3 separate regions of the Mus musculus genome follow, and regions 1 and 2 are each linked to region 3. A link is a loop called in an ENCODE intact Hi-C map of the cell type or tissue named here. Cell type or tissue: left cerebral cortex. All regions are shown on one strand. Region 1 has its middle 10 kb from the start of Gm51825. Region 2 has its middle 20 kb from the start of Gm32515. Region 3 has its middle 12 kb from the start of Gm40680.

Region 1 (2,500 bases), 230 kb after region 3:
CTGTCTTGAGCATCCTCCTCTTAGGCTACCGGGATGACTCAAGGCTGACCTCCTGACATTTTGAATCTGACATTTACTTTTCCTTCGAAGTGATGACTCATGACTACCTCTGCTTTCAGATTTGTTCCTGCCCTGCGTTTCTCTGGGCAAATGGAAAGAGCTTGAGGAGAATAAGCCTTTTTACTTCTAGTTCTGATACCGAGTGAGTCTGCTAATATATCCCTGTATGAAAGGGGACTGGATGACCCAAATTTGGGCCATGGGTGTGGTTTTTCTCTGTGTGTGTCTCTGTCTCTCTCTCTGTCTCTCTGTCTCTGTCTCTGTCTCTGTCTCTGTCTCTGTCTCTGTCTCTCTCTCTCTCTCTCTCTCTCACACACACACACACACACACACACACTATTTAGGAATGTTGAAAGTCCTGGGGAATCTTGCAGAAGGGAAAACCCTTTCAATAGTATTTAACTATAGCGTTTCTCAAAATCCTTTCGACTAAGGAGCTCTGCCTTTGCCCTGATGCTCCACATTTAACTGTCTATTGATAGCGTGTAGAATTAGGTAAACAAGATATGGAGATATTGTATGGAGTGCTAGAGACTGGAGCCTGTCTCAGAACTTACATTCTCAGATTAAACACTTTTGTACTAAGAGACAGGGCAATGATAAAAAAATTAATAGAGCAATGAATGGTTCTGGCTCACTCTCTAGAGGTAGACCGGTCGCACCCCCTTTGTCAGCTTGAATTTTCAGTTCTGTCTTATGGACCAGTCACTTATCAGCAATTAATGAGACTAAGTGGAGTCACAGCCCCCACCTTCCTTGTGTATGGGACTCCAGGTTGGTTTGGGGGAGGGGTGGGGAACTGCAGCTTTCTATTTTAATCTTTTAATGACAACAAGTGACTGTATTTCTTCTTGGCCAGTCACCACGCGGTTCGTGAATAGTGGTTCCATCTTTTAAATCAAAGATTGATCTTTTGATCTACAAGTTCATAGGCTCCCCCACAGGGCAAGATCTAGTCTCCCCTCCGCACCTCCACCACCTCGCATTTTTCTGCTTTTTCCAAGGGCTCCAAAGACCAGCTAGAATCGACAAGCGCATTGTCCAGTTCAAAGAAATATAGGAAAATGCAGCCCTCCCCGCCTGGATGGTAAATAACCAGGAGAGAGATAGAATAAGCCCAATGAAAGTAACTCTTAGATAAGCAAGCAGGAGCGGAGAATCTAAAACGGTTCCTCGAGACCACGTGAGCAGGTTCCACATGGTCAGGGGGCTGTCGGGCTGTCATGGAGATAGAACTTAAGTATAGAACTCAAGAGCTTCAGCCTGTGTGAGTTTCTTCCTCCTAGCGCCCCATCTTGCAGCTTGGTGTAAGAAGGCAAGCAAGGAGGATCTAAACTAAACACAGTCTGTGATGCAAGCACTCAACGAATACGGGTACATTTTTAGATTCATTTAGAAGAACTTATTTTTATTTTAGAATCTATACATGTTGAGTAATTGGTGCTATGAATCAGCCTTGAGAGGGCTGCTAGGAAGACCCAGGCCTCCTGCCAGCCTCCATCGCACAGGTGGGAGGGGAAGCGCCACCACAGAACTGATTCCACTAAAGGGAAAAGCGCTCCAGGCTTCTCGGCAGGAAACCCTTCCTCCCAGCACGAGCGCGCCCCACGTCCAGTTTTTCCACTCTCCACGAAGCAAGCCCCGCCCCCAAAGTAGATAGCTAACCCATCCTCTAAACCTCCACCTTGGGACCACTCTGTAGGAATCAGAAATTGTCTCCAGAAGATCCTAGCTGGGAAGGAACTCTGTAGGATGGACCTATCTATTCAACGGTTTCCTGTCCCCTGTAGTAGCCTCCTGCTGGAGCATTCCCGCTGTATTCCTTACTATGGTCCAAACACTCCAGCAGGGAGTCCAACTCAGGATCCCCTCCCCACACTGGAATAGCCTCCCTTCATTTACCCAAGGCTTTCTTCTTTCATAAATGTCTTTCTCTCGGAGAGGTTGTTCAACAGCAACTTCCTCACCTGACAACCTTCTCTTCCATTTCGGCCTTTTCTCTATAACTCTGCTGTCCACCACAGCTTCTGTGTGTCTGTTTTCACTTGGGATCACCATCTGTCTCTGGTATGTTAATCCAAAGTGGGATGGACTATATAAATACATACACACACATGTGTGTCATATTCTGTGTTTAATATATATACATATATATATGTATGTATATAAATATACACATATAATTTTTCCTGCTATAATGTCAATTTATAACTATGCCCAGCAAGGAACGTAGCTATCATGAGCATGTAATAGGTCTCCTTTGAGGAACAGGATGAGGAGGGAGGGAAGGAGGCTTGAATGGATGAATGGGATGGGACAGATGGGTGGGGTGGGAAGGATGGATGATAGCCTAGCTACCTCCCTTCTCCCAGAGATCAGGGATCTGAGACCAGAAGCTCAGATCGAATATGTTCACTGTAGATCTTAGTGGACCTTCTAG
Region 2 (2,500 bases), 73 kb after region 3:
CTTGTTCCGTGCATTTCTGCTCTGTATGTATTCTCAGTTAATTAACAGAGGGAACATGACTCTGAGAGACAGGCGTTATCTACATTTCCTAGTTAGGCTTGCTTATTAGAACTTGGGGGAACTATATAATTCACTAAGTCCTCAGTGGGTAAACGGTAGTCAGAATGCAGTCTTCAGGACTTGGGTGTCCACACATAGTGAATTAATTTAGGTGTCCTTATACACAGCAACTCCAAATCCAAATATTTTTGTGCAGCAGGCTAGATGGGCCCAGTAGGAAAAGCTAGCCAAGCTGTATGGTACATGCCTCTAATCCCAGCATCTGGCAAGCAGAGGCCGACAGATCTCTGAGTTCGAAGCCAACCCAGTCTACAGAGCAAGTTCCAGGACAGCCAAGGCTACGTAGAGAAAGTCTGATTCTTAAAAGAAAAAAAGAAAAGAAAAGGAAAAGGCTATGCACTGACCACCGTGGGCTTCTCACCAGTGTGGGTCTGGATGAATCAGTTGAAAATGAGCTCCCATGGGACCTCTCAAAGGTACAGACTTGTCAAATGAAGCACTATGATAGGAAAAAAGTGAGGACAAGCCATGTCGTCCTCAGTTAACCAACAGGGGCACAGATTCCACTCTTGAGTCAGCCTGGGAGCCACCAGCACTTGCTGTCCTGTGAACACTGGCACACCAGTATGTGGTACCCTGGGCTTCCTGCATGCCAGTAGGGAGAGAAGGATAACCCACCTTTTTGCCCTTTCTCTATTTTTTGTTTGTTGGTTTGTTGTTTGTTTTGTTTTGTTGTTTTTTTTAATGTGGGCAGTAGCATTGTCTTAAGGCTCTAGCTATTCGACTGGGTGCCTCTATTGTTTGGAATGTGACCCACAGGGTTAGGGAAGGGCTTCTGCCATGTCCCAAGTTAAGGTGGCAGCCACAGAAATGCAGAAACAAAGCAAATAGTTCTGGGGTTCTCTGATGATGTCCTGACCCCAGCTATCTCTTTTCTCTCTGTGTAAAGAACCCTGGTTACTTGTAGCTACCACTCCTCTTCACAGTCAAACGCTTTGTTAAACTCAGAAATGATAACTCTTTTTCCTTAGCTGGTGGGAGAGGCTGATGCAGAGTCTCATGTTCTGACTTATCTGTGATGGTTGGTTAGTGGCCTGTGGGGGTGGGGAGGGAAAAAGCTTTGGAAAGGTTCCTGTGTAAACAAACAAAGTAACAAGATATACCCAAGAGAAAGCAAGTATCTTTTTCTTCTACTGCAAACAATCCAGGAAGGAAGTGACACCCTGAACTGTCACAGGCTTTTGCTTGCCAGACACTTCCCCCAAGGAGGAGGGGGAGGGGGAGGGGAGAGGGAGGGGAGGGGAGGGGAGGGGGAGGGGAGAGGGAGAGGAGGGGAGGGGGAGGGGGAGGGGAGGGAGAGGGGAGGGGAGGGGAGGGGGAGGGGAGGGAGAGGGGAGGGGAGGGGAGGGGCAGGGGAGGGGAGGGGAGGGGGGAGGGGAGGAAGAGGGGAGGGGGGAGGGGAGGAAGAGGGGAGGGGAAGAGGAGGACAGATACAATGATGGAAAAGATTCTGAAGTCATCAGCATGCTGGCAACCTGGAGCTGTCCCATTAGGGTATTTGTTCGACTGTGCAGGATAATGTATTCCTCTCATTTGTCAGCAAGAGTTTGGTAGAGAAAATACTAGCAGAGTGTCCTGTGGAGGAGGCTGCAACCAGTACTCCATCTGTCGAGTGTGTGGAGAGCCCTTAGCTGTGTCTTCTTCGCCCTTGCCCTGAGCAAGGAGCCTCGAAGTGAAAGCAGCAGTTTCTGGTGACCTAGTTCATGTCTCCGAGAAGTTGCAGAAGTGTCCTCCCAGCAAAACAAGGCAGCTGAACCACGGCAACCAACCGTACAAGCTAAGTTCAGAGATTTGAGCTAAAACTGCTGCCTCATCTGCAAATCATCAAACCCACAAGAAAGGATACAGTTTAGCATTGTTCTGTGAATTTCCTAGCCTTGTTCATTGATCGAATCACAACCAAATGCTCGGTAGCCTCTTGCACATCAGATGCTTTAAGGAGAGCAGCAGAGATACCCCCGTCCACTATGAAGGCCTCCTTACATGACACTTGTGCCTTATAGATGCTGGGGAAGGGGAGTGGTTTGTAATGGGGGTCCCAGCAGCTGTTTCTGAAATCTTAAAATTTTTCACTTAGAGATAATTAGAAGATTCTTAATTAGCAACTCTTCCATCCAGTGGTTTAGACAATGGGGGTTTCCATGTCCACTGCAACACCTTTCTCTTTATCTCACCTTAAGAAAACAATCGATTAAAAATGTTATTGATGAGGATCTTCCACTCACTGGCCTGCTAACCTCAAGACAAGGCGACATCAGCAAAGGTGACACTGCATGGAGTCTCATTTCTCTTAACACCAACTTCCTTTGGGACTAGAGCAATTCCTGGCCTTTGAGATTTGTTTCCTTCTATATGATCTATTTTTCTTAACTATGTGTAT
Region 3 (2,500 bases):
CTCGAAACTAGATATGATAAAGAGCCAGCCATTTTAGACCACTGGGCGAGAGCCAGAAGGAAAACAGCCACAGGATAAAAATAGCTGGGCAGAAATATACAAGGAAACAGGGCACCTCGTGATATAAATTTGGGTGTGGTATGCTGGTACAAATCCTTAATCCTGTACTCAGGAGGCAGAGGCAGGTGAACCTCCATCAGTTTGAAGCCAGCCTTGTCTACATTGTAAATTTCAGGCCAACCAGTGCTATCAAGTGAATCCTGTCTTTAAAAACAAACAAACAAACAAACAAATACCCCAATTGTCCTAACGTTATCTATCAAAAAATGTATTTTTAAAAATAAATAATCCCCTAGTTTCCCCCACTCTTAATTGGTCATACTTTTCACTACTTGCAGCTGTATCTGTATGCCCTTTTAGCAACTTCTCAAGTCTGTGGCCCAGGAAGACATATTAATATCTAATTCATATCTAATAAGTTATGGGATCCAATGCAATAAGCAACTGTGCAGTCAAAACACAAATGGCATGGGGTGCAGAGGAGTCAGCTGTTTTTTGATGGGAGAAGGTTTTTCTGGGGAAGGTCACCTGTCTGACAAGGCTTTGTGGGAGGTAGGAATGCTTGAGTTGGGTCTAGTCGGAGTCTCTAGCCAACCACTCAGGAACAGCTATGGTATGGAGAGATGATGAAACACACACACACACACATACATACACGGATGGGAAGTGAAGTAGCATGCCAAACAGAAGAGCCTGTGATGATGTCATAGTAGCATGACAAATGGAAGAGGCTATGATGATGTCATAGTGGCATGTCAAGTGGAAGATGCTATGAAGATGTCATTTGACTGGAGGAGAGGATGCCTGTGAGACAAGGTGTAAGATCATATGAGGTGATATAGCCAAGTCATATAGAAGACTCCAGGGTCTTTGGACAACTCACTCGACTGGCTCTTCTTTCCTTAGCTATGAGGAAAAAGGGTTTGCTGAGAGGAGGAGAAGGTGACTGTGTATAAGCGACAGCCCCACAAGGATGCTGTGAGAGACTCTGCTGGAGGCTCCACTCCGGTGTGGGACATGGAAGTTTCCATGGGAAGTACCCATCTCGCCCCGCCCACTTGGTTTCACACTGTATACTGTGCTGAAGACAGTGCTGGCATTTCAGCTTGAACACTAAGCGGTGACTCAGAGCCAACAGAAGTGTGGACCGCTGTTTACTCAAAAGGAAGCCTTTGGTGTGACAAATTAGAGTGGGCTGCTACATTGTGCAGGACTCATGAGCCAAACAGCTTGAAAATAGCACATAGCACTGCGGCAGGTGATTCATTTCTTGTTCTGTCTTCTCAGGCAGGACATCAGATGCCAGTCCAGGCAGACCCAGAGCCTGTTAGGCTCACGCTTAGTGCCTCAATACTGTGGACATACTTTATTTCCTATGACACTACCATTGACTTTGACAGTTCTGTGGGAACGTATGTACTTTCAGTCTAATTAACCTTGTGGCATCAAACGCTCCCCTCTCCCCCAGAGTAAAACTTGTAAAGTTCAAAGGTCACAAGTGAATTTTCAGATCCCCAGAAGGTCCCATAATCAGTTTTTTTAAAGAATATTTTAAAAAGCAAATATATTGAAATCTATCAAGTACAAGGAAGCTTTATACCGCAGAGGATGAAGGTAATGAAGGCCTTGAGCCTAGCTTAACTTCAGAGACAGCCCAAATTCACTCTGTAGGCCAGAGGCGGCAGAGCCGTTCAGTATAAAGATCAGGATTTGAAGTATGTCCCTGGCACAGACAACAGGGTCAGCTCTGACTGGATCCAAATCTTTCCTAGTTAATGCTTCCACACCCACAAATAGAAACCATAGCACCGGTCCCCCACAGAAGCTGTGAAGCTCACAGCATAGGCATGAAACAGTGCTGCTGTGTACTGCACAGTAGGTATCCAACCAATGACGGCTGATTCTAGGATGGCCAAGAATCCAGCGATGCGGTTGGGCAAGGCACTCTGCACAGCTCCACTAGGGACATCTGAAGCTGTACTTTGAGATGCTGGGGACTTTTCCACCTCTGCATTGTTCCGTGGTTCTCAGACCCGTGAGGAACAGCCTTGTCTGCAGAGGAGAAAACTGATGGAATGAAGCTTAGGAACATTTAGATGAAGGTCTGCTTCCACACTCACCGAGGCTGCTTCCTGCCAGGTGTCAAAGGGCTTCCCCTCAGAAGAACCAGAGGTCCGTCTTTCATCTGGAACTGGCTAGGAAAGAGGCTGGCAAGTCACCAAATCCATCATCCTATCTACCAAGAGGTATTTAGCAGTTCCTAGTTGAATGGGTTCTTTCCTCCCTCTTCTTCCTCCCTCCCTTCTTTCTCAACTTTCTTCCCTTCCTCTTTCCCTTCCTGTTTGGGGAAGATGCACAGAACAAGAAAGCCCAAATGAACATATTCAGAAATCCCTATAAGAGGATAGAAAGTTTCCTAACCCGTCCTTCACAATTTCTG

What was found. A loop is a pair of places that touch in the nucleus more often than their neighbours do. Peaks named below come from ENCODE experiments on the same cell type or tissue, not always from the same donor. Only the 100,000 strongest peaks of a DNase experiment are listed, where the experiment ranks them.
Region 1: a loop joins it to region 3, with 8 times the contacts of the local background. A loop is called at or near these places in 2 of 42 quality-filtered maps.
Region 2: it touches region 3 in a loop (2.5-fold over the local background); 5 of 42 quality-filtered maps call a loop at or near these places.

The regions. Positions count from the first base shown.
Region 1 is chr10:67,491,324-67,493,823 of GRCm38, reverse strand. No RefSeq gene overlaps it. Among named protein-coding and RNA genes, the nearest start is that of Gm51825, 10 kb to the right of the region's middle. In left cerebral cortex, no CTCF peak of the experiment used is centred here; DNase peaks (open chromatin) are centred at 60 and 1,456; H3K27ac peaks cover 221 bases.
Region 2 is chr10:67,643,166-67,645,665 of GRCm38, reverse strand. No RefSeq gene overlaps it. Among named protein-coding and RNA genes, the nearest start is that of Gm32515, 20 kb to the left of the region's middle. In left cerebral cortex, no CTCF peak of the experiment used is centred here; DNase peaks (open chromatin) are centred at 1,184 and 1,774.
Region 3 is chr10:67,716,386-67,718,885 of GRCm38, reverse strand. No RefSeq gene overlaps it. Among named protein-coding and RNA genes, the nearest start is that of Gm40680, 12 kb to the right of the region's middle. In left cerebral cortex, no CTCF peak of the experiment used is centred here; a DNase peak (open chromatin) is centred at 1,189.